Linked DNA regions of Homo sapiens: all the other regions are linked to region 3. A link is a loop called in an ENCODE intact Hi-C map of the cell type or tissue named here. Cell type or tissue: B cell. All regions are shown on one strand. Each heading gives the region's core, and the rest is flanking DNA. Links, peaks and the distances in the headings are about the cores only.

Evidence for each region. A loop is a pair of places that touch in the nucleus more often than their neighbours do. Peaks named below come from ENCODE experiments on the same cell type or tissue, not always from the same donor. Only the 100,000 strongest peaks of a DNase experiment are listed, where the experiment ranks them.
Region 1: it touches region 3 in a loop (21-fold over the local background); 9 of 110 quality-filtered maps call a loop at or near these places.
Region 2: it touches region 3 in a loop (14-fold over the local background); 9 of 110 quality-filtered maps call a loop at or near these places.

The regions. Positions count from the first base shown.
Region 1 is chr14:106,455,773-106,465,961 of GRCh38, forward strand. It overlaps IGH, the pseudogene HOMER2P1 and the pseudogene IGHV3-42. Among named protein-coding and RNA genes, the nearest start is that of LINC00221, 22 kb to the right of the region's middle. In B cell, for the core only: CTCF peaks have their summits at 4,412 (motif pointing right) and 4,612; a DNase peak (open chromatin) is centred at 4,389.
Region 2 is chr14:106,431,983-106,442,171 of GRCh38, forward strand. All of the region lies in intron 1 of LOC124903400 (a long non-coding RNA gene), which reads left to right. It also overlaps IGH and the pseudogene IGHVII-40-1. Among named protein-coding and RNA genes, the nearest start is that of LINC00221, 45 kb to the right of the region's middle. In B cell, for the core only: CTCF peaks have their summits at 4,503 (motif pointing right) and 4,711; a DNase peak (open chromatin) is centred at 4,519; H3K27me3 peaks cover 435 bases.
Region 3 is chr14:106,512,653-106,522,841 of GRCh38, forward strand. It overlaps IGH, the pseudogene IGHVII-46-1 and the pseudogene IGHV3-47. Among named protein-coding and RNA genes, the nearest start is that of LINC00221, 35 kb to the left of the region's middle. In B cell, for the core only: CTCF peaks have their summits at 5,865 (motif pointing left) and 6,066; a DNase peak (open chromatin) is centred at 5,849; H3K27ac peaks cover 270 bases.

The sequences.
Region 1 (10,189 bases), core at 1,069-9,068, 57 kb before region 3:
TAGTATTTTGCTCAGAACTTTTAGGTCTATGTTCACCAGGAATATTCATCTGATGTTTTCTTTTTTAATTATGTGTCTTCCTAATTTTGTATGCCAAGAACACACAGTGAAGAAAGGACAGTCTCCTCAATCAATGGTGTAGAAAATGGTCATGCATGTGCAAAAAAAAAATGAAATGAAACTAGACCTTCTCTAACACCATATACAAAAATCAACTAAAAATGAACATAACCTGAAACCATAAATCATAGACAACATGGAAAAATATTCGTCATTGATTCAGAAATTATTTGAATTTAATACCAAAAGCAAGCACAGTAAAAAAAACTATGTGCAATTATATATCTAACAAGAAGTTCCACCCAAATATATAAATTAACCATACAACTCAACAGCAAATATCAACTGACCTAATACAGAGGGCAAAAACCTGGTTAGATTTTTTTTCAGAAGACCCACAGATGAAAAACAGATCCTAAAAAGGTACTCAACATTCCTAATTATCAGGGGAATTCAAATAAAAAGCCCAATGAGATATCACCTCACACCACTTAAAATGGTTATTATCAGCAAGACAAAAGATAACAAATGTTGGCAAGAATGTGGTGAAGAGGGTATCCTTATATCGTATGGTAAGATTGGTTAGTCAATAAATTGAAAAATAAAGCTATCATATGACCTGGTGATCCCACTTCTTGTTATATCGTCAAAGGAAATAAAATTATGATGTCAAATACATGTTAATTGCAAGATTATTTATAATAGTGTAGATTTGTGAAAGAATTTAATGACCATAGATTGATGACTGTATAAAGAAAATGTATATATATAAACTGAATTTCATTTGGCTTTCAAAAAAAAAAAGGAAATTCTGACATTTGCAACAACACGGATGGAGCTAGAGGACATGGTGCTAAGTGGAATAAGCCAGATGCCGAAAGACAAATGCTTCACGATGTCATCTGCATGTAGGATCTAAAATATCCAAGTTCTTGATAGCAGCGAGTAGAGTACTGGGTCCCACGACCTGGGAGGAGAGGGAAATTGGGTGATATCGGTCAAAGGGCACAGAGTTTCAGTTGTGCAAGCTGAATCATTTCTGGAGATCTAATGCACAGCAATGTTCCTGTATTTAATACTATATTGTAAAAGTGATTTTTGCTAAGAGTAGGTCTTAGGTGTTGTTATCAGACACACATACACACACAAGCTCTACATTTAAAAAAAATTAAACGGTAGCTCTGTGAGAAGATGGATATGCAAATTACCTTGACTATGATGAGCATTTTACAATGTATATCTGATATGCTTTGGATCTGTGTCCTACCCCAAATCTCACGTCGTATTATAATCCTCAATTGTGGAAGTGTGACCTGGTTGGAGGTGACTGGGTCATGGCGTGGGTCCTTCATGAATGGTTTAGAACTGACTCCTGGTGCTGTTTTCATGACAATGCATGAGTTGAGTTCTCACAAGTCAATTAAACATCTTACATCTTTTTTTTTTTCCAAATTACTCAGTCTCAAGCTTTTTTTTTTTTTTTTTTTTTTTTTGACAGAGTTTCGCTCTGTCGCCCAGGCTGGAGTGGAGTGCAGTGGTGCAATCTCAGCTCACTGCAAGCTCCACCTCCCAGGTTCACGCCATTCTCCTGCCTCAGCCTCCGGAGTACTGGGACTACAGGCACCTGCCACCACGCCCAGCTAACTTTTTGTATTTTTAGTAGAGACGGGGTTTCACCGTGTTAGCCAGGATGGTCTCGATCTCCTGACCTCATGATCCGCCCACCTCAGCCTCAGGCATTTCTTTATAGCAGTGTTAGAATGGACTAATACAATATCAAAACATCAATTGGTGCACCTTAAACATATATATTATAAAAATATTTCAATTATGCCTCAATACCACTGAAAAAAATTAAACTTACTCTTAGAATAAAGAAATACATACTTCATATTTTCTCAATAAAAATAGAACATCAGAAAACTTACACTAAGCTATTTGTAACAGCTCTGCATATAATATTCATAAACTGGACACAAATTTAAAGTCCACTGACATAAAAATAAATGAAAATATTGTCATTTATTTACTTAATGGACTGACTCAGATATAAAATATCTCTGCTTCCTCTCTTTCTCTCTCTCTCTTTCCATGTACATGAAAATTTTGGTGGTTCATATCACAGTCTGTCTATGAATTGAATAAACGACAATATGTTGATCTAATTTTATACATTAGCTAGCATGAATTAACCTCAAAAATAGAAAAGTAGCCCCTTACCAAAAAAAGTCTATAATGTTTGATTCCATTTATATAAAGTTCAAAGCAGAATAAAATACATCTATAGTGTCAGAAATCGAAACCTTTCCCCATGCAGGATTTGACCACAGGCATAGAAAAAGACGCATGTTTTGGGGAGAGACTTGCTCTTCAGGCTACCTTAGGTGCTGGGGACAAAGGTATTCACATTTGCCAGAAACTCTCTAGTGACACATTTCAGATCTATGCATTTTTTCTTATGTGTGAATTTTATCTCATAAAAACAAAAAAAGTAGAAAAGTTTGAAATTCAGTAAATAGTAAAATTAATATTAAAATCCTATCTAAAATATGAACATTATTATATGAATTAATAAAAGGCATTCCAGTATACCTACTAAAATTAAATCCCAGATATCAAAAAGATAATGCTAGCATCTGAAACTTAAATAATTATAAGCATACATTTTATAGAGAAGGAAAAAATACTCAAGACATGGGGAACATGTATTTTTTCCAATCAAATGTCACTAAATTATGTATACAATATTGTAACCTGTGTCATTAGTATAAATTACTAATATTTTGAGTAATATTACAACTGAGAACAACTTTAAAACGAAAAAGGATATTTGAGAGCACATGAACTGAATTGAATGTATTTTCAACTGTGGTCCAACTATTACACTGCTAATAATACCCTGGTTTTGAGTGGGGCTTTAGAAAAAAATTTTTTTGAGACGGAATTTCACTTTTGTTGCCCAGGCTGGAGTGCAATGGCACGATCTCCACTCACTGCAACCTCTGCCTCCCGGTATCAAGTGATTCTCCTGCCTCAGCCTCCCGAGTAGCTGAGATTAAAGGCATGCACCACTCCCGGCTATTTTTTTTTTCATATTTTTAGTAAAGAAGAGGTTTCTCCATGTTGGTCAGGCTGGTCTCGAACTCCCGACCCCAGGTGATCCGCCTGCTTCAGCCTCCCAAATTGCTGGGATTACAGGTGTGAGCCGCACAAACGTTTATAAAAAACCTACTTTGCACCAGGCATTGTGCTAGGCACCCTCACTGTGTGCTGTTCCCGCACCACAATCATCCGCTCAGAAATTAAAACCAAGAAAAGGAACATTGTCGCAACCATACAAACTGGGGGGCAGAGGGCAATATCGTGGATGCAGGTGATCCCCAGGCCAGAAAATGTACCCACCAGAAACCTGTTTGCCATCTCGATAAGTCTCCACTAAACAGTTGTTTTAAAGCCTCTCGTTATTGACGGAGAGGAATGTTGTTCTCCCTGTGCCCCCTGGGCCTGGCGCCTGATGGACATTCAAATACCCTGAATGCTATTCGATAAAAGGAGCCCGATGACCTGGTGTAAAGAATATCAATATTTGGATTAGAAAGTGCTTTTTTTCAGTTCATATGGTTTCAACAGCCCTTATGAAAAATATAAACATCCCTGGCCTGACTGTGTAAATGTTGAAGGTAGACCTAGTTCTGGATTCCTGAGTCAAAATCTTCCAGTTGTCCACAACCTCACAAGGCCAGAGAAGCGAGAGGAAATTTTTCTTTTTCTTTTTTTTTTTTTTTTGAGATGGAGTCTCGCTCTGTTGCCCAGGCTGGAGGACAGTGGTGCGATCTCGGCTCACAGCAAACTCTCTCTCCTGGTTCAAGCGATTCCCCTGCACCAGCCTCCCAAGTAGGTGGGACTACAGGTGCTTGCCACCAAGCCTGGCTAATTTTTTGTATTTTAGTACAGACAGGGAGGGTTTCACCATGTTGGCCAAGATGCTCTCGGTCTCCTGACCTCGTGATCCTCCCGCGCTTCGACCTCCCAAAGTGCTGGGATTACAGGCGTGAGACACTGTGCCTGGACAAGAGATTTCTATTCTGGGAAGGGGTGAGTGGACGGCACAGTTGGTTTGGAAATACAAGAAACTGCGCCTGCATTTACAGAAGCAACGCACACAGGGAACGTCCTAGCGCCATCTGGTCTCGCACACACGCTTGGGACTCACAGGAGGGGCCTGGGCCTCGGCCAGCCCTAGTTATTGGTGCACAGTATGCAAGGCCTGGGCGGAAGTCAGGCAGGTTGTGGATCTTCCGGTCCAGCACCTCCGGGAAACTCTTCACCTCCACCCCCAGGTGGCGCTGTCTGGATTTGCTCTCCTCAGTGTCTCTCTTCAGGGAACGCACTTTGTCTTCCAGGTTTTGATCCTCTCTCTGCCGCCTCCATCTTCTCAGAGACACAGTTGCACTCACCTGAGCTGAGGAGTAGTTTTACTTTGCTTTTGGGGACTTCCACTCTTTCTCGTTTTCTCGGAGCTCCGCCTCCAGCTCCTCGATCTTCCTCTTCAGCTGCGTGTTCTTCTCCTCTCTGTGGATCTCACGGCCTCTTCCTCTGCTCCACGCTGGCCACCGACTCCTGCAGCGCCGTGGGCAGCCGGGCGTCGCTCTCCCGCCGGATCTGCAGCTCCATCTCCCACCTCTTCCCGTGGGCAGCTCTCTGCGTCGAGGCCGCCTTCAGCTTGTGGTTCCCAGACTGCAGGTGCGTGTCAGCTGCAGCGGCCTGAGAGGCCTTTCATCGTCCGTCCCGTTGACACTGGATGCCGGAGTAGAAGATGGGGCTCCATGCCCGGATTCTCGGGATTATTACTCGAGGGCTCCATGTTCTCCTGGGTCTTGTCTTTGGCTGTCTTGGCCGCTTCCTCCACCTCCTGGAATTTCTCTGCAAACTTTGTCAGCTGCTGCTCAGAGGAAAACCCCAAACCAAACACCGTGTTGGCTCTGCTGTCGGCCCACTGCCCAGACGTCTGTGACACATTGGTGAAGGTCATATTCGGTGTGATTGTGCTGTTTATGGTCACCTTGGCTCCGTCCACACTGACGATCCCATAGATGTTCCTTGTGACATCATAGAAGTAAGAAACGGTGACCGCCTGTTGCTCGCAGGCATCCAGTGCTTTTTGGTGTTGGGGTCAATCTGGAAGACCTGTGCTCCGGTGGTGAAGATGGGCTGTTCTTCCATCCCCGGCACTGCTCCGGCGGCCACTCCGACCCGGCCTCTCACGCTCACTGTCCGCCCGCTTGGCGTCTGCTACCGGCGCGGCACGTGCGGAGGCCCCTGCGCGCCTGGCTCAGCCCAGGCGCCGCTCCATTCCACCAGGCGCGGGCAGGCAGGGGCTCTCGAAAAATCATTCTAAGAGATAAATTAAAAGAGTAATCTGTAATAAGGGGAATAATCTGTAATAAGCATTCCAACTCAGAAAAAAACTGAATATATGTAATACATATAAACTCCTGAGAAGAAAGGTCGAAGCACAAGAAGGGTCTCATGTGTAGCAGGTTGTAATATGTTTATTGTTAAAATTATTACCTTCATTTTTTTTTTTTAAAAAAAGCAAAGCATAATGAAATTAAGTTTTTGTGCTTATCTGGTACAACAGCCTGTTGAGAAAAATGAAGAGCCCTGTAATCCTGAGGAGGGGGCTTAATCCAAAGAGAGATGCTCCAGGTCCTGTGCACATGAAAGATTTGCCTGCTTCTGCCCATCCAGGAGCTTACTTCCTGAAGCCTTTGAAGCCTTCAGGAGGCAGGAGGCTGAATGAGTTTCTCAGGACAATCTAATCATATCCTGACAGGGAGAAAAAAATCATGACCTAGGACGGATTAAAAAATGTATAATTAAAATTTCATTGAAAATTGAGAAATTTTGACTATGTATTTATAGAGTGCAAAGCTATGTTATGATTTATGAATGCAATATGGAATAACTGAATCTAGCTAATTGACATATATATCAACTCAAATCCTCAAATCCTTATTGTGTGTGTTTGTGTGACAGGGACATTTGAAATTTGTTCTTGGCCATTTTAAAATGACCAATACACTATATTTAAGCTTACAAATAGATACCAATTTATGTAAACTATAGAGAATCATTGCAATGAATAATGGATTACTATAATTTATATTTAGTTAATCATTAAGTTTCATTCATTAGGACATATTTTATAATGATTTTATTATATTAAATATAAAAGACTAGACATGTATGCATAAGTTTGTGTATTTACACATATGTCTACAGATGTAAATTAATGTCGCCATAGCTATGTAGTTGAAGATATCAACAGATGTTAATACAACCTAGGAGAATAAGTGCATATTATTAGGAAGAATTATTTTTGAAGGATTTTTTTTATTCTTTAAGTTTTAGGGTACAGAGAAATGCAAATCAAAACCACAATGAGATACCATCTCACACCAGTTAGAATGGCAATCATTAAAAGGTCAGGAAACAACAGGTGCTGGAGAGGATGTGGAGAAATAGGGAACACTTTTACACTGTTGGTGGGACTATAAACTAGTTCAACCATTGTGGAAGTCAGTGTGGCGATTCCACAGGGATCTTGAACTAGAAATAACCATTTGACCCAGCAATCCCATTACTGGGTATATACCCAAAGGATTATAAATCATGCTGCTATAAAGACACATGCACACATATGTTTATTGTGGCACTATTCACAATAGCAAAAACTTGGAACCAACCCAAATGTCCAACAATGATAGACTGGACTAAGAAAATGTGGCACATATACACCATGGAATACTATGCAGCCATAAAAAATGATAAGTTCATGTCCTTTGTAGGGACATGGATGAAGCTGGAAACCATCATTCTCAGCAAACTATTGCAATCACAAAAAACTAAACACCGCATGCTCTCACTCATAGGTGGGAATTGAACAATGAGAACACATGGACACAGGAAGGGGAACACACACCGGGGCCTGTTGTGAGGTGGGGGGAGGGGGGAGGGATAGCATTAGGAGATATACCTAATGTTAAGTGACGAGTTAATGGGTGCAGCACACCAACATGGCACATGTATACATATGTAACAAACCTGCACGTTGTGCACATGTACCCTAAAACTTAATTTTTAAAAATACCCCTACATATAAATTTAAAAATTACTAAAACACAAATCCCAATTTTAAAAAATCATGATAAATAACCATAGTAAAATATCAAAACCTCATAAGACTCCATATTCCTGCAAAAACAAACCCGCCTCCTGCAGCTGAGAAAGGAAACCTCCCCCTGCACCCGCCCCTGGGACCTGTCCCATCCTCAGTGGGTCCCGAGCGCCCCCAGTTGGCCCTGCGCGCCCCTGCAGGGAGATTTGTGTATGGGCCTACGTTAACCTCCCCCTCACTGTCTCTAGTACAGTAATAGATGGCCGTGTACTCGGTTTTCAGGGTATTCACTTGCAGATACAGTGTGTTCTTTGAATCATCTCTTGAGATGGTGAACCTGCCTTTCACAGATGCAGCGCATTCTGTCGTGTAACTGTTACGTTTGGTTCTAATACGGCCAACCCACTCCAGCCCTTTCCCAGAAGCCTGGCGGATCCAGTGCATTCAGAAGTCACTGAAGGTGAATCTAGAAGCTGCAAATGAGAGTCTCGGGGACCCACCCAGGCTGTACCAAGCCTCCCCCAGACTCCACCAGCTGCGCCTCACGCTGGACGCCTGCAAACACAGAGACACCCTGGTCAGAAACGGCCACACATATCTACTGTTTCTCTCACTCATGTCCACTCGCACTCAACATCTCTCATTCTCCATAAATCACCTTCAAACTCCGAAACAACATTATACTGAATAGGAATATGTTGAAAGTATTCCTCCTAAGACTCAGAACACGTCAAGGATGCCCACTTTCACCACTCTTAATCAATATGGAACTTGAAATCCTAGCCAGAGAAATTAGGCAAGAGAAAGAAATAAAGGCACTCAAATTGGAAAAGAGGAAGTCAAACTCTTTGTGTTTGCTGATAATATGATTTTGTACTTAAAAAAACTAATATTCTTTCAAAATACTCCTAGAATTGATGAGTTAATTCAGTAAAGTTTTAGAATAAATGAAAAAAGCATACAAAAACCAGTAGCATTATTATACACAAGTAACAATCAAGTAACAATCTAGCAGAAAGCCATAGATGAGTGGAACAGAATAGACATTTCATAAATAAAGTCAAATGCCTGCAGCCAAACTGACTGTGAAAAACTAGACAAGAAGCATACACTGGGAACAGGTCACCTTGTTATATAAATTGTGCAGGAAAAACTGAACAGCCATTTGCAGCAGAATAAAACTGGACCCGTATCTCTCACTATATCCAAAATTAAGCCAATATGGATAAAAGACTTAACTGGGAGACCTGAGAGTCTGAAAGTTGCAGATGCTATTCTAGGAAATATTGTTCTGGAGATTGTCCTAGGCAAAGAATTCATGACTACAACCTTAAAAGTAAACAATAAAAACCGAAATAGACCATTTGGACTTAATACAAATAAGAAGCAAAGCATCTGAACAGCAAAACAAATAATCAAAAAACTTAACCGAAAGCGTACAGAATGGGATAAACTATTTTTAAACTCTGTATCTGACAAAGAGCTAATATTTACAAACTACAAGAAACAAAAGCAACACAAAAACCCACAAATAACCACATTAAAAATGAGCAAATTACTACAATGTTTATTTTTCAAAAGACAAAAAAATCATCAACCAGCATATGAAAAAATAATCAATGACATTAATCATCAGAAAAATGCAATTTAAAGACACAGTGAGATACCATCTTATACCAGTCAGAAAAGCTACTATTAAAACAGTCAAAAAGAAAAATGGAACAAAACAAAAAACAGATGCTAGTAAGGATGCAGAGAAGCAGGAGTGCTTATACACTGCTAGTGGAAATGTAAATTACTATAAGCTCTATGGAAAACAGTATGGAGATTTTGCAAATAATTAATATTGGAACTAATATTTCATTCAGCAGTCCCACTACTGGGTATCTACCCAAGGGAAGATAAATTATTATATCAGATAGATGCCTGCATTTATATGTTTATTGCTGCTCTATTCACAATAGCAAATACATGGTACCAAACTAAGTTTCTATTAGTAAATGATTAGATAAAGGAAACAGTCGTATATGTTCATACATATACATATATGTACACACACATCCCCACACATACACACACTATACATGTGTATGTACATATACACATTTAATTACTACTCAATAATAGACAAGGAATGAAATTATGTATTTTCCAGTAGCATGGATGAAACTGTAGGCCACTATCTTAAGTTAAAGAACTCAGAAGAATAAAGTTGAATACCACATGTCATATATAAGTGAGAGCTAAATAATATGTACACATGGATACAGAGTGTGGAATAAGAAATATTGGAGACTTGGAAGGTTGGGAGGGTGGGAGTGGCATGTGGGATGAGAAGTTACTTAATGGGTACAATATACACCATCCAGATGATGGCTATACTCAAAGCCCAGATTTTATCCCTCAACAATATATCCATGTAACAAAACGGCACTTTCACCCCATAAATTTATACAAATAAAAGGATAAGTGATACATATCCCAATTATCACAAACCCACTCCAGAATGTCTTATACATACACACACAGCATTACCACTACTTTATTGTAGTGTTCCATTTTTTTCACTTAAAAGAGAAAGGCAATCTCCATTGTCAGGGTAAATACACTTTGGAGAAGCTGTTATCCAGTAGGCCAGGGCAGTGCAGCTCTCCCATCAGCAACCACAAAGCTTTGTGTTTGGGTCATGTACATTCATCTACTATTGTTCTGTAGTAGTCTCTGGGCACAACATTGGCCCACACATTCTCCTCCATTCTAAGGGACTCAAAACAGAATCCACTTTTACACTAGTCATTCTCCAAATCCAGATTAACAAAAATTAGTAAAGAAGCAAAAGATAAAACTCAAAAAGAGAGAACCCATCTCACTATCCTCCCATATTTCAGTCGTTTCATGCCTTACCCTCCCTATTTCACCACCTGAGCCCCCTTCTGGGTGGGTAGAGTT
Region 2 (10,189 bases), core at 1,295-9,294, 80 kb before region 3:
TGTCACCAGAACAGCGTGAGAGAGGAAAACACAACCCCATGATCGAATCACCTTTCACCAGGCCCCACCTCCAACACTGGGGATTACAGTTTGACATGAGATTTGGGTGGGGACACAAATCAAAACCACATCAGCTGCCTTTCATTTTTGCTCCTGCCTGATTGTTCTAACTAGGATTTATAGTGTTATATTGAATAGGAGTAGTGAGAGACAGTATCCTTCTCTTGTTCCAGTTCTCAAGGTGTTTGAGCTTTTGCTCATTTAGCATGATGTTTACTGAGTTTGTCACAGATGGCTCTTATTATTTTGAGGTATGTTTTGATGCCTAGTCTGTTGAAGGTTTTTATGACGAGTGGATGTTGGATCCTATCAAATGCTTTTGCAGGATCTATTGAGATAATCCTATGTTTTTTGCTTTTATTCTGCTCACATGGCGAATCACAGTTACTGATTTGTGGATGTTGAATGAACCTTGCATCCCAGGGTAAATCCCATTTGATCATGATGTATTACATTTTAAAGTGCTTCTGGATTCTATTTGCTAGTATTTTGTTGAGGACTTTTAGATCTATGTTCATCAGGAATATTCATCTTATATACTTTTTTCATTATGTCTCTTCCTGATGGAGTGTGCCAAGAACACACAGTAGAGAAAGGACAGTCTTTTCAATAATGGTGTAAAAACTGGGCATCCATATAAAAAGAAATAAAATTAGGCCTCCTCTAACATGATATAAAAATCAACTAAAAATGAACATAATACCTGAAACCATAAACTCATAGACAACATGGAAAAAGAAAAAACTTCCTGTCATTGATTCAGAACTGATTTATTTGAATTTAATACCAAAACACAGGAAAAACTATGTGTAATTATATATCTGACAAGAAGTTCAAATAAAATATATAAATAAGCCATACAACTCAATAACAAATAACAAGTGACCCGATTAAAAAAGGCAAAATTCTGGATAGATTTTTTTTTCAGAAGACACACACATGGCAAACGGAAAATGAAAAGTTTATCAATATTCCTAATTATCAGGGGAATTCAAATAAAAAGCACAATGATATATCACTTCAAAGCAGTTAAAATGGCTATTATCAGCAAGACAAAACTTTAAAAATGTTGGCAACAATGTGGAGAAAAAGGAATCCTTATATGATGTGGTAGGATTGGTTACTTAACAAATTGAAAATAAAACTATCTTATGATCTAGTGATTCCACTTCTTGTTATATATTAAAAGGAAATAAAATTATTATGCAAAAGACATGTTCATTGCAAGATTATTAATAATAGTGTAGATTTGTAAAATAATTTAAGGGTCATACATTGATAAATGTATAAATAAAATGTGTATACATAAAACTAAATTTATGACGCTTTGAAAAGAAGGAAATTCTGACATTTGCAATAACATGGATGGGCCTAGAGGACATGATGCTGAGTGGAATAAGCCAGATGCAGAAAGACAAATGCTTCATGATCTCATTTACGTGTGGGATCTAAAATATCCAAGGTCTTAAAAGAAGAGAGTAGACTAGAGGGTGTCAGGACCTGGGAGGAGAGGGAATTTGGGTGATGTTGATCAAAGGGTACAGAGTTTCAGTTGTGCAGGGTGAATGAGTTCTGGAAATCTAATGTACAGCAATGTTCCTATAGTTAATACTTTACTGTAAAAACGATTTTTGCTAAAAGGGTAGATTTTAGATGTTCTCATCAGACACACACACATATGCAGTAAATTTAAAAAAATAAAATTGTAGCTCTGTGAGATGATATACACACAAATTACCTTGACTACGATGATCATTTTACAATGTGTATCTGATATGGTTTGGATCCGTATCTTGACCCAAATCTCATGTTATATTATAATCCTCATTCCTGAAAGTAGGACCTGTTGGGAGATGACTGGGTCATGGGGTAGGTCTTTCATGAATGGTTTAGCAACAACTCCTGCTGCTGTTCTCATGACAGTGCATGAGTTCTCACAAGATCTGGTGTCTAACGGTGTGTAGACCCGCCCCGCCCCCCGCTGCACGCCTCCTGTGGCTCCTGCTCTGGCCATGTGATTGCCCTGCTCCTCTTTGTCTTCTGCCATGATTCTAACTTTCCTGAGTCTCCCCAGAAGAATAAACAACTACATTTCCTATAGAGCCTGCAGAATCATGAGCCAATTAAACATCTTTTTCTTTTTTTCAAATTAGTCTCAGGCATTTCTTTATAGCAATGTGAGAATGGCCTAAGACAAAGCATCAAGTGGTGCATTGTTCCTCAACCATATACTTTTAAAAAATTTTTTCAAATATACCTCAATGAAACTGAAAAAAGTTAAAATTACTCTTACAAGAAAGAAATGCATACGTCATGTTTTCACAATAAAAATGAGACAACATAGGAAAACTTACACTAAGGTATTTGTAACAGCTTTGCTTATAATATTCATAAACTAGAAACAAATTTAAAGTCCATCAACAAAAAATAGATCAATATGTTGTTATGTATGGGATGTCAATGTCACTTTATTACATTCTTTATTCTTTTAAGTTATCTCTAAAATCTCTAAAAATTAATTTTTCCAAAGCACCACTCAAAACCAGGGTATTATTAGAACTTGTGGGTGTAATCGTTGGACCAATATTAAGAATAAATTCAATTTAGTTCACATGCTGTCAAATATCCTTTTTTCTTTAAAACTTGTTCACATTGTAATATCAGACAAATATTAGTAATCTATACTTATGACACAGGTTAAAAAATTGTTTAAATAGTTTAATGACATTTGATTGGAAAAAAGAATACACATTCCACATATGTCTTGACTACCTTTTTCTTCTCTATGAAATATATGCTTATTAATTTTTAAGTTACGGATGTTACCCTTATCTTTTTATTTTCCAGAAGTTAATTTCAGTAGGTATATTTGAATGCATTTTATTAATTCATATAATAATGTTCATTACTGAATGTTTTGGATAGGCATGTAATGTCATTTTTATTATGTTCTGAATTTTAAATTATTTTATACATTATTTTTTGTTTTTATGAGAAAATTTACATATAAGAGGAAATGCATAGATCTGGAATTTGTCACTAGAGAGTTTCTGGCAAACGTGAATACTCTTGTCCCCGGCACCTAAGGTAGACCGAAGAGCAAGTCCATCCCCCAACACAGGTCTTCCTGTGCCTGTGGTCAGCTCCTGCGTGCGGAAATGTTTAGATTTCTGACAATACAGATCCATGTTTTTCTCTTTTGAACTTCTCATAAGTGGAATCTAACATTATAGAGCTGTTTTTGGTAAGGGGCTACTTTTGCTATTGTTGAGGTTTCTTCATGCTATTTAACGTATACAATTAGATCAACCTATTGTCATACATTCAATGAATGGACTGATTCAACTGAAACCTCAAAGTCGTTATGTATATATGTAGAGAGAGAGGAAGGACAGAAATTTTATATCTGAGTTAGTCCATTAAGAATTTATTCTTAATATTGGTCCAACGATTACACCCACAAGTTCTAATAATACACTGGTTTTGAGTGGTGCTTTGGAAAGATTAATTTTTAGAGATTTTAGAGATAACTTAAAAGAATAAAGACTGTAATAAAGTGGCATTGACATCCCATATCAGAAAGCAATTGAAAATAAGTAATACATATAAATTCCTGAGAATAAACCTCGAACTACAGGAAGGGTATCATGTATAGTAGGTTGTAATATGTTTATTGTTAAAATTATCACCTTTATGTTGTTTTGAAAAATTAAAGGTAAGCATAAGAAAATAAAGTGCTTTTGTGTTTATTTGGGGCAACAACAGCATGTTGAGAAAACTGAAGAGCCCTGTAATCCTGAGGAGGTGGCCTAATCTAAGGAGAGAGAGGCTCCAGATCCTGTGGACACACAGGGTTAAACCGATTCTGCCCATCTAGGAGCTACTTCCTAAAGCCTATTTTTTTTTTTTTTAATGAGACAGAGTCTTGTTCTGTCGCCCAGGCTGGAGTGCAGTGGAACGATCTCGGCTCACTGCAACCTCCGCCTCCCGGGTTCAAGCGATTCTACTGCCATAGCCTCGGAGTAGCTGGAACTGTAGGCACCCGCCACCACGCCTGGCTAATTTTTTGTATTTTTAGTAGAGACAGGGTTTCACCGTGTTAGCCAGGATGGTCTCGATCTCCTGATCTCGTGATCCGCCCGCCTCGACCTCCCAAAATGCTGGGATTACAGGCGTGAGCCACCGCGCCCGGCGGAGAGGAGATTTCTACTCTGGAAAGGAGTGAGTGGACGGCACAACTGGTTTGGAAACACGACAAACTGCGTCTGCATTTACAGAAGCAACGCACACAGGGAACGTCCTAGCGCCATCTGGTCTCGCACACATGCTTGGGACTCACGGTGGGGATCCCGGGCCTCCACCAGCCCTAGTTGTCGGTGCCCAGCTTGGGAGGCCTGGGCGAGAGTCATTCAGGTCGTGGATCTTCCCGTCCAGCTCCTCCAGGAAGCTCTTCACCTCCACCTCCAGGTGGCGCTGTCGAGATTTATTCTCCTCAGTGTCTGTCTTTAGGGAACTGTAGGTTCCTCCAGGTTCTGGAAAATCTCATTTCCTACAGGATTTTTTTTTTTTAGAAGGCTCTTGGTACATTTCTCGGTAATTAATCCTCCCCAATTCAGACCCATAAAAAAATTATTTGGATTGTATACCTGAGAATCTGGAAGATTTTGAAGGAAAGTTCAGAAGACTACGGAGTGTAGGTCCCCAGGAATCTCACCCTAGTCCACATCTGCCGTTTAGGCTTTCATAGCATTTACCATGTGTGTGCTCTCACCAACTCGTGCTTTCTTCAAGTTCTTTTCCAGTTCAGCCAGTGTCACCTCTGATCCTGGACATGTCTGTATCTTCAGTATTTGGAATGGGTAATTTCCCTTGCAATTTCAATTCCTTGATAGATTTCAAAAATTGTTGATGTTCAAATTGTGCAGATGTTTTTTGACATAAGAATGAGCTTGATGACTTTCCTAATCTTTACATGTTAGAGCATGTAAAGGTGATCTGATGTGTGTATCCTGAATGCTATGTGTGATGTTATGTATGTAAAAGTTATGTAAAGCTTATGATGTAAAGGTTATGTATCAGATGATATCATGGTCTTACAGGTGTCCCTAGCCCTGGACTGGAGCCAGCGGGAGAACCTGGGCCTTTGCACCTGTGACAGGAACTCTCATTCCTTAAACACAAGGCATTCTAATGAGAAAGCTGATATCAGGTGAGGTGCAAAGCAGTGGAGAGGAGATAGAGGTGCCCTTTAACTTCAAGAATTGCTGGAACTTGAATACCAAGATCATCTCTGAAAGGCAGTGGTCTACTGGTGAGGATATCAGTCAGCTCTGTCTTCAGGAATCTTTGTATGTGTGGAAAGCATCAGGGGTGTGATTTATTTTCTTCTGCTCATCCAGTGTATTTCAGAGAAAAATAAAATGCAAAGTAAGTAAGCATGTTCAATATACATGTTAAGAGAGAGAACATGTATAATTCATGGCAATAGAAGTGCTCACTTAATAGCTTGCAGAAGGAGCAGGTGCACAATTGACAGGAGGATGCTCCCTGCCCCAGGAAGCAGGTGCCTTAGAACTGCACTGTAGATGCCTTGCATCAGTAGAACCTGGGCGTGTGTCTGGGGTCTTGTAGGTAGTGTGGAGAGCAGAGCACAGCTCCATTTCTCCTCACTCTGTGACCTAGCATGTGGACCCTCCCTCTGGGCTTTATTCTAGTAAGGTGTTAATTTGATATAGCAGCAGTAGCTTTACCTGCAACCTTTCAAGGAAGGGCCAGTGCTGTTCAGAGTCGTTATTACTGTTGTTGTTCCCACCCTTGTAAACCAGAAAAATACCTGTGTGACCCTCAACTCAGACCTCAGATGACCCTTTGCAGAGGAAGCACCTGCTTTGTTTCTGTCACAAACATGTTACTGGATACTGGATAAAATGTGTGACTTGTTATAGAATGTATCTTAATTATGTTACCTTAGTTAAAATTAGGATTAGTATATGACACTCTGGGAATTTAGCTGAAGATATTTCTTAGCAAAGTGTTGATGATGTGTCCTGATATCTCATTGCTTATAACAGTACAATATGAGAGGAGAAAAAAATTAAAGAGGAAATGTTGGGAACAGGCCCCCCAAAATCTGGCCATAAACTGGCCCCAAAACTGGCCACAAACAAAATATCTGCAGCACTGTGACATGTTCATGATGGCCATAATGCCCACGCTGGAAGGTTGTGGGTTTACCGGAATGAGGGCAAGGAACACCTGGCCCCCCCAGGGCAGAAAACCGCTTAAAGGCGTTCTTAAACCACAAACAATAGCATGAGTGATCTGTGCCTTAGGGCATGTTCCTGCTGCAGATAACTAGCCAGACCCACCCCCTTTAATTCGGTCCATCCCTTCATTTCCCATAAGGGATACTTTTAGTTAATTTAATATCTATAGAAACAATATTAATGGCTGGCTTGCTGTTAATAAATACGTGGGTAAATCTTTCTTCAGGGCTCTCAGCTCTGAAGGCTGTGAGACCCCTGATTTCCCACTTCACACCTCTATATTTCTGTGTGTGTCTTTAATTCCTCTAGCACCGCTGGGTTAGGGTCTCCCGACTGAGCTGGTCTCAGCAACGAAACTATTGAGCAATGTGTTACCAGGTATTTTATACACAAGGGAGGTTTTCTCATCTTCTGGAAACTCCAGTGAAATGAAAAATTCGAGAAAATGTAAGACGTATTTTTACATTCTAGACACACGAGTAATAGAAACTTGAATTTAAATGCAAAAATGCACAGCAAGGAAGTCAAAATTCTGCAGCAGATCATTTTACCTAGTAGGCAGCTTAAACTATTTATAATATGACTTAAATATTCAAGAGGTAAACTTCAGAGATATCCAAATAAATAATTACAAAATTTCAATGTTCAATGACTGGTTGAGAGAAGATTGAACTAACATTATTTTGATGCATCACACCTCAATAATCAAACTATGGCCAATTGTCCAAATGTTGCAAGAGGATGCCTGAGGAAATAATTTCTATCTCCCTTATTTAGGAGTGCTGGCACAACCCAACATCCCCGAAAACCTGGGGTCTACTAAGAATAAAGCCAGAAATTTGAATTAGCATGAAGGATTTAAAGGCCTCACTCACTGACTGGGCTGACTGGTGAAGATGTTCTCCATGAGGCTACACTGTGAACAGTGGGTATGGTCTCTGTTTGTTTGAATGAAAGATAATGAAGAAGGCAAAAGGATTCATGGATCAGGAACCACACTAAAAACTAAATTATGCACTTTAGGAGATTTACATATGAAAAACCTGAAAATGAATTATGCCGTTGCATTCTCTCATTTGTGTTTGATGTGAGACATATTTTCTTTTTTAGAAACCTATTTTAAATCATGGATTTTCATCTCCACTGTGATAGATGAAACTACTACTGCCCCTGGTGAGCCTCATTATTGAGTCTCTAATGTGCACTTGGCATGTGCGGAGAGTTGGGAAGAAGTGACCAGGGCTCTGACCATTGAAGCTGAAGTTCTATGAGAGAGTCTGTGAGAATGTAGACAATACAAGACAGAGGGCAATGTTGGGTGAATTTCTGAGGAATAGGGAAGAATAGCAGAATGAGGCAGGGATCAGGACACCATTCAGCTTGAATTTCTCTATGTGCATTCTCCTAGTGGAATCAGAGAGATACAGCTTAGGACACAGCCCCAGGGCAGCCTTCAGAGACTCTGCACAGAACACAGCCCAGCAAGGTAGCGACAAGTTTTATCTTTGTGTTTGTCTTCCTGCCTCCATCACAATAAATTCTGAGAGCTGCCTGCATTTCTCTTGGGTGAAAATGCTGTGCACCAATCACCATAGTGTGAATGAGAAGTGAGAGGTCAAAATTATTCTTGGAGGACAGGGAACTTTGTGAGACAGAGGTGAGAAAATGATTATAACAACACGGGGACACGTGTGCTTGTCAGAAGAAAGAGTCCACGTGGGGACATGTTTGCTTGTCTGAGAGAAGAGTCCATATGTAGACAAGTGTACTTCTCTGAGGGAAGGGTCACAGTGGAGACAATCATGCTTGTCTTAGTGAAGAATCCCTGTGGGAATATGTGTGCTTTCCATGCGGAAGAGTTCACATGGGAAAATGCGTGCTTGTCTAAGGGAAGAGTCTACAATGGAGAATGGGTGTTTCAGAGAAGAGTCCCTGTGGGAATATGTGTGCTTCCCATGCAGAAGAGTTCACATGGGAAAATGCGTGCTTGTCTAAGGGAAGAGTCTACAATGGAGAACGGGTGTTTGAGAGAAGAGTCCATGTGAGGACCTGTGGGCTTGTCTGAGAGTAGAGTCCACATGTGGACATGCAGACCTATCTGAGTGATGAGCCCGTGAGGAAATATGTGTGCTTGTTATACGGGAGTTCACATGGGAACATGTGTGCTTGTCATATGGAAGGGTTCATATGGGAACATCTGTGCTTGTCTAAGGGAAGAGTCTACCTGGGAATACGTGTGCTTGTCTGAGGGAAGGGACTACATGGGGAAATGGGTGTTTGTCTGTGAGAAATGTCCATGTGCGGACATATGGGCTTGTGGGAGAAGAGTCTACTCAGGGGAAAATGCATTTGTGGGAGGAAGATGTCCACATGAAACAATGTGTGCTTGTCTGAAAGTACAGTCCACAAGAAGCCACGTGTGCTTGTGTGTGGCAAGAGTCCATGAGGGGACAGACGTGTTTGTCTGAAAGAAGAATTCATGTGCAGACACATCTGCTTGTCTGAAGATATAGTGCATGTGGGAACATGTGGGCTTGTCTGAATTCATGATAAGTGGGCTGGAATTCATCCTCCACTCATCACGTATGCACCTGACCCACTCCTGTGCTTTCCATCCAGTGCCTACAGGAAGCACTGATTGTGACAGAGAATCCAGAGGCAGCACAGGTGAGTGAGGGGGTTTGCAAGGGCTTCACCAGGCTGATAATTGACTGAGAAAAACAGTTGTTAGCATGCACAAGTTCTGGACGATACATTGGAAACCCTACCTACACACATTTTGGTAAAAATAATAAAATCCACTTCTGTTCAATTTTTGAGATTTCTAGACCAATTCAGTTGATTCTGAAGTTAGATTCAGGCAAATATGTAATAAACTTGCACCAAATTAAAAACAAGGATGAAATACGGTCAGGGAAATGGATATTGAATTATTTCCATTTTCTATGATGAGGCTGATTTTTAGAATAGAAATGGTTTGAGAGCCTAATGGTGTCCTAAATCTGAAATCACAGTTAGATCTGAGCAGCAATCACAGGAAGTGGAGGTCTCACCCCCCATGAGAAAGCACCTGTGTCTATAAAACTGCACTGGGAGGTCTCTGCAGGCTCTGAGTTGTGTAGGACTAACTCCTACCCCAGACTCAGGAAACATGAAAATCTCTACTCTTTTTGTCGAGAAGGTCAGAGTTAGTGTGCAGAAAGAAGCAGATTACTTAAGATCTCTGCACATGGACAGGAATCAAATAATATGAGAAACAAGTGATCTCACTCTAAATTTAACAGTCCCTCAAGAGAAAGGCTACTATGTGCCTGGACCCTGCACAGAAATAAGTAATAATTCATTTGGGGTAAATGTGAAAATTACAGTTGTTTGTAGACTGCATGCTTGCTTCTCTACGTCATATGAAAGAACCGAATAAAATTAGGTATTCCATGAGATCCAGTCATTTGCAACAACATGGATGGAACTGGAGGTCACTATGTTAAGTGAAAAAGACAAGGCACTGAAAAAAAAAGCATTGCAGGTTCTTACTTATGTGTGTGCTCTAAAAATCAACAGAATTAAACTCAGGAACATGGATGGTAGAAGGATGGTAACTGGAGTCTGGGAGGCTAGTGGGGGCCAGAGAACAGGTGGATATGGTTAATGGGTACAAAATACAGAGTTAGAAAGAATGAATAACACCTACTATTTAGTAGCAAAATAGTGTGACTATAATCAATAATGACTTAATTGCACATAATAAAATTACTTCCAAAGTGAAATTGGAATGTTTTTGTAAATCAAAGGACAAATGATTGAAGGGATGAATACCCCATTAACCATAAACCAACAAATAAAAGTATGTGTTCTGAAGTAAA
Region 3 (10,189 bases), core at 1,013-9,012:
AAGGCATATCAGCAACTTGTTGAACGGTTATTTTAGATTTTTTTTTTTCTGACGAAGGAAAACCGAGGCCCTGAGAGGAAACCTCCTCCCCAGCCTCCTGTTCTAGGGCTGGACCGTGTGCTGCGTGGCTCCTGAGTGCCCCTCCTGCCCAGCCCTTACCTTTCAAGGAGGTTTCTGTCAGGGCTCACAAAACATTTTCTCCAGAGTCTTTAGTCCGGCATAAAGTGCCTGTGTCCTGGCTTAGAATACTCTTCCAGCGACAATATATGCTGCCAACACCATCTCTTGAAACAATTGATTAGCCTAACTAATCCTATTGAATTCTGCAGAAAGACCCAAAGAAAAGATTCTAGGACACAGGAGGGAGCCAGTGCTCTGAAGCTCCAGGTGCACTAAATCAGTGGAGACACAGTGAATACAAGAGCTTGCAGGGGTTTGGGGAGGGTCGTGTTTCTTCATTAGGCTCTTGTAGTTGAATGTTGCATTCGAGAATACCTGCGGGTGTAGATCTATTCAGATTAAAGCCATCTCTGTATCTCCTAGTCCAATAACACACATTTTCCCTTCTTCCTAGTGTCTTGCCTATAAAGAAAGTACCTCCTACACTGACACTAGGTCTAGGTTTATGCCATTTTTTTTGTCCTAGAGATCTAAGAAAAACAGGATACAAGTGGAGACTTGGGAAGTGCATGCAGTTTTTTTTTTTTTCTTTTTCCTTAGCTAGGAACCCTGCAAATGGCCCATGGTAACAGAATCTGTGGTCAATGCGGGAGTTGCCAAGACCTTGTCCTTACAGAGTTGATGTCAGAGGCTTCATATTGCTCTTCTGTCCTTGTCTTACTCTCTGCCATTCTCTTTCAGTTTCCCTACGTTCTCCTTCTCTGACAGAGCCTGTGCATTGTCACACTTTCATCTTTAATTTGTGCATCCCGGAAGTATCATATGTAGTTACAATTGAATCTTAATAATTTAGTGCTCTTCTTTCTATGGAATGTGACCTATATACAGAGTCTCCAGAAGTCAAATTGATGCTTTCCCTTTTCTGGCTGGAACATTATAGGATTCTTACCCTATTGGCTAATTTGACCCATTTTCCTTATAAAGGAAGGCTGCTGTGAGGGGTCTGTAATGGAGATGGACTGCCTTCCCCTACATAGATAAGGTGCTAGAAATGTTCTTCCCCTGGATCTTCTATCTGGAGAATTTTCTGCTTGTATTTCTCAGAGTTTACGTCTCTTGATGACTTAGCCATGAGATAATCTATTACAATTCTCATACAAAAAAACCTGGAGGTTGCTGGAGAAAAGAAAGCACAAGAGTGTGGGGTGTGGGGTCTCCAGGATTTTGCACCCTCATACGGTCAGACATGCCCTCTTTGTTTATGTAGTTCAGATTTACATATAATAAACCCCACAGCCAGGCTCATCTGAATTGCCACATGCTCATTTAAACTCACTGGAGAAGCAGCTGAATGTAATCATCACAATGAACTCAGAGAAACCTGGAGGGTGTTTGGAATGATGTAGACCTTTAAACGTAGATGATAATTGTTCCCAGTCTTGTTGAAATGGCTGGCAGCCCCCAATCCTGTTTCTCTCCTCCACTTACCTGAATGTCTCCAAGAACCTCATGAACCTAAGGACTCTCTTTTTCATGGATGACTCTGAGGATTCTCAATCTGGTCAGTGCCACAATCAGAGGCAGCTAATGGACGATTCTCTGTCCACTGTTATGTTGAGCCCATAACATAGGACACATATACAAGAGTGGCCAATTCATGTCAGTGCCAATCAACATTTAATTCAAGGGGCATGATTTTCAGTGCATTGAAGTACAAAAGCTTCATAATTCTTAATAGAGGCACAAAGCGAATGGTTTGCTGAAGAAATGAGCTCATGGTTGGAAGAAAGCTGACTGCCCCCAAGAAGAGTCTCTTTAACTAAAGCACCTGAAACGTGATGTCCTGAGACCTTGTGAAAATTCATTTCCTTGAGTAAAAAAACAGGAAAGCTATTCTCAAATCATTGGAAGAAACCTTATCAGAAATTTAATCAACACAGCAGTCATATTCCAGTAAGTCAATCCTTGGGTTTATGTTTCACAACTCAAGAAGCTATAAAGAAATCTATATAATTGGAAGGCTGCTCCAACAGAGGGAATTTTGACCTATTTAATTAATAGAACAGTATTCATTCAAAGACACTCTCCTATGGAATCTGCAACTTAAACAGATCTCTGCAACCTGGAAAAATTTTCTCACTTATTTTTCTCTAGACATCCATAAACGCAAAAAGGCATCTCGTATATTTGTGCATCAGTTATCTATGGAAGTACTTTGCATGTTAATGAAAGTTTATCGAAACATGGTAGCTTAATCACCTAATGTGAACTCGCACTTCACTGGTTTCCAAAATTCTCCACCTGTGTGATGGGGCAATGGGTGCCTCTGAGAATATGCTGATTTTTGGACTGAACATATTCTCCACTCCTCACTTGACTCCATGGTTCCTGGCTCATACAAATGTGTCTATGACTGAAAACCCAATGCTGATATTTAGCAAATTTTCCTCTTATGAGATTCATATTCTCTCTTTCTCTGTATGTCTCTATCTCTCTATTTTTCTGTGCCATTACTAGTTATTACTGAATCCTGAATCCTGCCAACAGACTCCATCTCACGTTCTGCCAATCTTCTTCCTCAAAGACAATTAGGGGCAAACTCATCCTTGCCCAAGATGGGAAAACTTTCTGGACTTATTTATTAGAGCCTCATATGAGAACCCTGATCAAACATTATTTGCTTTTGGATTATACCTCAAATCTAAAACTGTTCTTCGTAGCGGCTATGACATTCTGTATTCCCATCATTACCATTAGGCAAAACAGTGTGGTGGCTCCTAAATGAATTAAAACAGAAATACCATATGACCAGTGATGCAGCTTATGGAAATATACCCAAAGAGATGAAATTACCGCCTTGTGAAGATACCTGCGCTCCTGTGATTATTGCAGCTGTATTCACAACAGCCAAGATATGGAAACTAAGTGTCTGTCAATGGGCAAATGGATAAAGACAATGTGGTATGTGTACACAACATAGCATTATTATGCCTTATAAAATAAGGAAATGCTGCCATTTTCCACAAGACAAATGGACTCCCACCACCACTAGCAATGGATTTTATCCATTGCAGCCCCTCCCTGAGAGCCGGCAGATCCAGGTCCACTAGTAAGGACTGGTTGTGACGGAGTGGCCAGTAACAGTGTAGGTGAGGCAGAGGGTAAGTGTGTGCTATTCAGGTCCAGGGCTGACTCCTGCAGCTGCTCCTGGGACAGGGCATGTGATTACATGGAGAATCAGTCCCTGTCAGTCACATGTACCTATCCTAACCCGATAGACCCATGTCTGACATCTGAGACGCTCACCTTCAGGACCTGCTACCAGGCACAGGAGAAGACACGATAATGACATCTTCCTTATGAACACAACTCTGCATTCCCCAGATACCTTACCCCTGCCTGAGGGGAGAGCTGTTACCTTCCACAGTCCAAAAGCATTTTATACCCTGGAGCCTGAATAATATTTTGGATGTGGCAAAGCCTTGTGCTTATAAGACAGAGGGACACAGGTCAGACTCCCCATGGATTTGATATGTTTTATTGTTGTCTGTTTATTTACAGGTTGACATGATAATGTCCTTGCCAAAAACTACAGTCATGACAGTTCATAAAATTTGCTTTATTCCTGTTTTCTTTTTTTTTTTTTTTGAGATGGAGTCTCCCTCTGTTGCCCAGGCTGAAGTTCAGTGGTGTGATCTCGGCTCACTGCAAGCTCTGCCTCCCGGGCTCACGCTATTCTCCCGCCTCAGCCTCCTGAGTAGCTGGGACTACAGGTGCCCGCCACCATGCCTGGCTAATTTTTTGTATTTTTTAGTAGCGATGGGGTTTCACCGTGTTAGCCAGGATGGTTAACCTTGTGATCCTTACCTTGTGATCTGCCCACCTTTATTCCTGTTTTTCCACCTGTGACATTTGAACTTCTGTATCAAGTGAGCAATGTGCATACCTTACAGGAGCAATTACAAAATAACTCTCTAAGTCATCACTATTACACAAATGCTACCCTGTCCTTACTGACAAATGTCTCTGGAAAGATTTAAGTAAACATACATCATAAATTGCTTCCTTAAATTAAAAGTAGCATAAGGTTCAGAAACTCATGAACTCCCTTTGCCAAAGGTACCTCCACTAGAACTTACAACCCATGGTCTCCTTCCTCAAGGACACAGACATTCTCATCCTATGACTTGATTCATCAAAAGCCCATGTATTTCCCATTTTACCTTCAATATTATACTCCGATTCATCACATGCTGATACAGCAAAGTATTTTAGGGGATTGAAGTGCCATGTGGAAACATTCAACAGAATGTTAAAGATGCCTTCCCATTACATCTTCCTAAATAGCTTCTTTACTGCTGTCCACTTGGAAATTCTTTATTTTAGAAGAGACATCAGAGAAAAACAGCCTCAAATATTGTGAAAGGGGCTAATGACCATTAAGAACAAATGCAGCAGTGACTCCAGGATGTGAATCCATAGGTTTACGCAGTGAAAATGAGGTGGGTTACATAAGTCATTTTGAGAGGATTATCCTGTGCTCCTAGAATCAGGACTAAGGGTGGCATCACTGTAGGGTTAAACAGGGAGTTGCTGGGAAGATATCCTTGTAGAAGTGATTTTTGTAGGACTAAGGGTGGCATCACTGTAGGGTTAAACAGGGAGTTGCTGGGAAGATATCCTTGTAGAAGTGATTTTTGTAAGGTTGTGGTTTCTTCTATCCAAGGCTGTGGTTAAGCAGAATCCATTTACGGTAGTTCTTGTTTTCTGGAGTATATGCATGAGAAACTTCTTCATGGTCATTCCTAGTTCCATTTGTCAGGGTGTTAACACAAGTGTTTCCATTTTTATTCTGACAACTTTCACACCCTCTTTCTAATACTACTGGTGAGGAAGTTGAATCTGTGGTTGTTTGTACAGCACAGGATAAATTTCACATCCACATCCCATTTTGTCCACGCAAGCTCATCCCCTTCACTCCTGTTGTCCACATTCGTTCCCAGGTAGTCTCCACACAACACACTGGAGGGTGCTGAGCAATGGGAGAAGAGAAAGCCCCAACAGCCACTCCCATGTGGCTGCAGGAGCCACAGCCTGAGCCCCGCCTGAGCTGCAGGGAATGGGCTTGAGGCTTGGGGCTTTTGCAGCAAGAAACACCTCCCCATTTTACAGGGAGCAAGAGAAGTACGAGGAAAAGCAAGAACAACAACAAATAAAAAGAAATAGAATGGTTTAAGAGCAAAAGGGGACCCAGATCAGTGCTGATACTGATTTGCATACTTTAGTGTCAGGAGAAGGAGAAGGGTCAGACGTGAAACCTGTGAGGTTCTACATGACACTGACCCTGTCCCAGCCTCTCTATTGGCTGGTATCAAAATTCCTGAAGACTGATCTAGTCAGGGAATCTCACAGAGGTTTCTGTCCTGAGTCTGACTGGAGAAGATTCACCAGGCACCCCTGAGTTTCCTCAAGGCTGATCCTGGTGACCATGGTTGAGGACTTTTCATCTCTGTAAGCATCCATCTGCATTTTGTGCATGTAAGAATAGGTTCTCATATTAAAATAATCATTAAAAAACATGTAGAGATGACACTGGTAAGCACAGAATTCTGAACTTAGAGAGGTTCCCTAGAGAAATGGTAAAAAGACGAAGTCCCACACCCTGACAGGAAATCAGCCTCTGTGTGCACCTGCCTCTTGGGCTGACTCTGATCAGTGGCTCCTGAGCGCCCCCTGCAGCTGGTTTCCTCCAGCGTTCCTGCAGGGAAGTTTGTATCTGGGCTCACATTGACTTCCCCTCACTGTGTCTCTTGCACAATAATACACAGCCATGTCCTCAGCTATCAGGCTGTTCATATGAAGATACAAGGACTTCTTGGCGTTGTCTCTGGAGATGGTGAATCGGCCCATCACGGAGTCTGCATAGTATGTATCACCACCAGTACCAATAGCTGATACCCACTCCAGACCCTTCCCTGGAGCCCGGCGAACCCAGTGCAGAGCATAGCTACTGAAGGCGAATCCAGAGGCTGCACAGGAGGGTCGCAGGGACCCCCCAGGCTGTACCAAGCCTCCCCCAGACTCCACCAGCTGATCCTCACACTGGACACCTGCAAACACAGAGACACCAAGGTCAGAAATTGCCAAACATATCCACTGTTTCTCTCACTCATGTAACTCACACTCAATCTCTCTAGTTCTCCATGAATCACATTTTAATATAGCAACAAGGAAAACCCAGCTTAGCACAAACTCCCTGGTGAGTCCTGTGTGTTCAGTCCTGATCACTGAATGCAAACACTTGGGAATCCCAAGGCTGGGGCTCCTCTCCCAGAGCAGCAGGGTCAGGGGTGGGCTGGTTTTCATCCAAAAATTACGGAGACAACTAGGGGTCAGGCAGATAAGTTTTTGGTGTATCTGACATTTAATGTATTTATTTGTTTCTTCCTATCATCCCTTTTTTGTATAAAATGTCGGCTGTTTACTTGTAATAAATTTTATGAGTTTTAACTGACAGATGATAAAATTCACATATTTAACATGTGCAATAGTAAACTTTGAAAAAATAATCTCTATTTTCAATGAGGTAACAAGTCAACTCCCCTCAGCATTCCTCTTGATCTTTTATATTATTTGTTTTTTCCCCTTCCCTTTTTCTACCATTTCTTTATAAACTACTGATGTTTTCATATTTCTTTAGACTAGTATTTATTTGGTAGAATTTATAAGAATGAAATAATATAGTATATTCGCTTATGTATTTGGCTTATTTTTCTCAATAGAAATACTGAGAATTAAACCATTTATGTTATATGTGTTTATTTTTTTATAAAAATTGGTAGCATTTCGGCAAACAAATGTAGCGTAATTTGTTTTTCTATTAAGTTGCTAATTGATATTTGAATTTTTTATTACATTGGGTCTTACTAACAAATCTGCTACTCAGTTTGGTAATGTACAAAGATGATCAATTATACATAAATTATATAAATATATTTATTTTTGCAACAACAATAACAGATAAACAAGATAATGTGTTATTTGGCAGATTTCCTTTAGTATTTCAGATAATTGAAGTTATGAGATAGAAAACATACTTATAAACCAAAGAGTATCTGAGACTAATCTCAATAGATTTAGGAAGTTCATTTTTCCAGGACTAAGGACATGCCTGTGACACAGCCTCAGGGAGTCCTGATGATACGTGCCCAGTGTGGTGGGACACAGCTTGGTTTTACACAATTTAGGGAGACATGAGACATTAATTAATATATGTAAGGTATATTTATTTAGTTCAAAAAGGCAGGACAAATTGAAGTTGGGGGGAGAGCTACCAGATCATAGGTAGGTATGAGAGAAATGGTTGCATTATTTGAGTTTCTGATTAGCCTTTAACTGAATGCACAGTTTACAGGAATAGTCACATAGGCCTTAGTCTGGCTTAGTGAAACAATAGAGCAAAGGGAGCAATCAGATATGCATTTGACTTACGTGAGCAGAGAAATGACTCTCTGCTTGGTCTACAATGTCCTTGGTCAACAAGGATTTTCTGTGCGGTCAAATTTTGAAGGAGATATGTAGCTTGTAAACACCTTAACAGCTATCATTTTAGGGAAAGAATGGAAGGTGGGTTTGCCCCAAACAGTTTTCAGCTTGGCTTTTCCCTTTGGCTTAGTGATATGAGGGTCCCAAAGATTTATTTTCCTTTCAGGAAAATGGAAATTTTGGGAGAAATGAGTTCTTGTAGAGAGAAACAAAGCCATAGTGTTAGCTAAACTGAGGCAGAAGTTGCCATGTGAAATACAGCCTATTACATGTATTGGATTGCTTAAATTCTAGGGTGGTAAACATGTTGCCGTGTGAAATTCTCAGGAACCATATGCTGAAGGGCACTGATAAAGTGAATTAAATATGGCCTGAGGAGGACTCCGTACTTCTATGTTTGAGTCCTTGTGGACAAACTGTAACCTACCTGAATAGGTGGACGAGATTGAAAACCTAACTCAGGAGTATGTACCTGAGCACCTCACCAACAGCTGAGCGTTGGCCAATTTCAGCAGCCATACCTCAACCACTCATACACTCTTGAGTGTGCAAACTGTGTTTAAATAAGACAAACATCAGCCTGTAACCAATCCAGCTGTTTCTGTACCTCACTTCTGATTTCTGTACATCATTTAAAAAAATGTATAAATCTTCTTCAACCACATGGCTGCACTGAATTCTCTTTCAATCCGCTGTGATTCCGGGGGCTGCCCAATTCATGAATCATCCATTGCTCAATTAAACTCCTTTAAATTTAATTTGGTTTGAGTTTTTTTTTATCAGCATTCTTATCCAATTGAATTCCTTTGTTCTAGAATGGGTGCAGTCAGAAAAATCTTATTTTCCCAAAGTGTCTGTCTGAGAGAGGAGAGCCCATACTTCTGAAATGCATTCAGACCCACCTCCCTCATCTTCACTACAGAACTAAGGAATCACCCTGCAGGGGCCAGCCACTGAACCCATTATTCCAGATGCACTGGTGGAGCCCCAGAGGAAATGGGATAAAAACCGAGGTTCTCACCAAAGTTCCATTGAAATGCACCTCCTCTCTGTCGTGGAATCAAATCCTTAATCTGCAGGGCATGGCAGCAGATCTAGAAGGTGATGGTAACAGTGGAGAATATTGGAGCTGTGGGAGGGAACAACTGGGAAAAACAGGAGAAAATATACATATTTAACTCTGTGGACTTCAATCTATTTACATGTTAATTAGGTGGAATATTTCATAGCTAAAGACCTGATCTAGAATGAGAAATAGTAGAGAGATGACACATGGAGAATGCAAGAGTGGGAAGCTGAAGTTCAAGTTCTGATATTTGTTTACTGATACTTGTCTCCTGGCATGTCCAGAACTTTATGAGTACAGAACTCCTCTAATAGAGAAACAAACTCTCACAGGACATGGTCCTCAAAACGATCTCACCTTCAAATGGCACATTAACAATCTCAAACTTTTTTGGTTTTACCCTTTGCAAGTTGAACTCCTGGTATGGTGTGTCTGTCAATATTTGCACACATTTAATTGATATAAATATATTTCTTCTACATCTTCCAACTATTAAGATATATGAAAAGTCTAAAATTTTCTCCTTTCAAATTGGGTCCTCATCACCTCATTGGGTTAGGTAAATGCTTCAAGTATGATGGGGTATGTAAAGACGCATTGTAGTTTTTGCTAAATTTTTTATGTTTTATTTTATTTTTATTTTCAAAAATAAAGATGAAGCCTCACTATTTTTCACAGACTGATCTCAAACTCCTGGGTTCAATAAATCTTCCCACCTCAGCCTCTCAAATTTCTGGGATTATAGGTGTAAGCCACTGTGCCTGGACATTAATTACTTGTTTTAACTTTTTAATTGCATTTTTGTTTTGAAATAAGTGTAATTCAGGTGCTGGAAAAATTTTCTCCTCAGACTCCTCTGCAGCAGCTCCAGGGCTGACATCTGTGTGGAGTGGGTTCTGGGCCTGTCCTGCAGCTCTGCCCTCACCCTGCAGGGGAGGATGCTGTTTGGGCTCACAGAGCATATTCTCCCAATGTCGCTCTCCAAGAAGAAAGGGGCAGTTCCCTGGTTCACAATCCTCTCTCAGCAGCATCTAATGCTTTTGAAATTGTCTCTTGAAACAGTGATTTGTCATTACTATACCCAGTAAACTGCAGGGAGAGCCCAAGCATAGATTCTATGAAACCACCAGAGAGTCTGTTCCCTGGGACTGTCAGATGCAGTGACACAGTCAAGATCCATGGTGAGTCCAGAAACTTTCAGAGAACTCATAGGAGCTTCTTATTTCTTTTAGAATTCTCTATTCAAAGTCACGCCAAATAGCATCTCCACAGAGAGAACTACATGGCTCAAAGCTCGCAAAAATTAAAACACACATGTACACACACACACACACACACACACAGACGCACAGTGTACTATGGCTGATTTTTACAATAATTGGCTCCTGATTTTGGATTTTGCCTAGTGTAACCAAAGGTTTCTGAGAGAGCTCTCAATCAAATTAAAATTAATTTTTC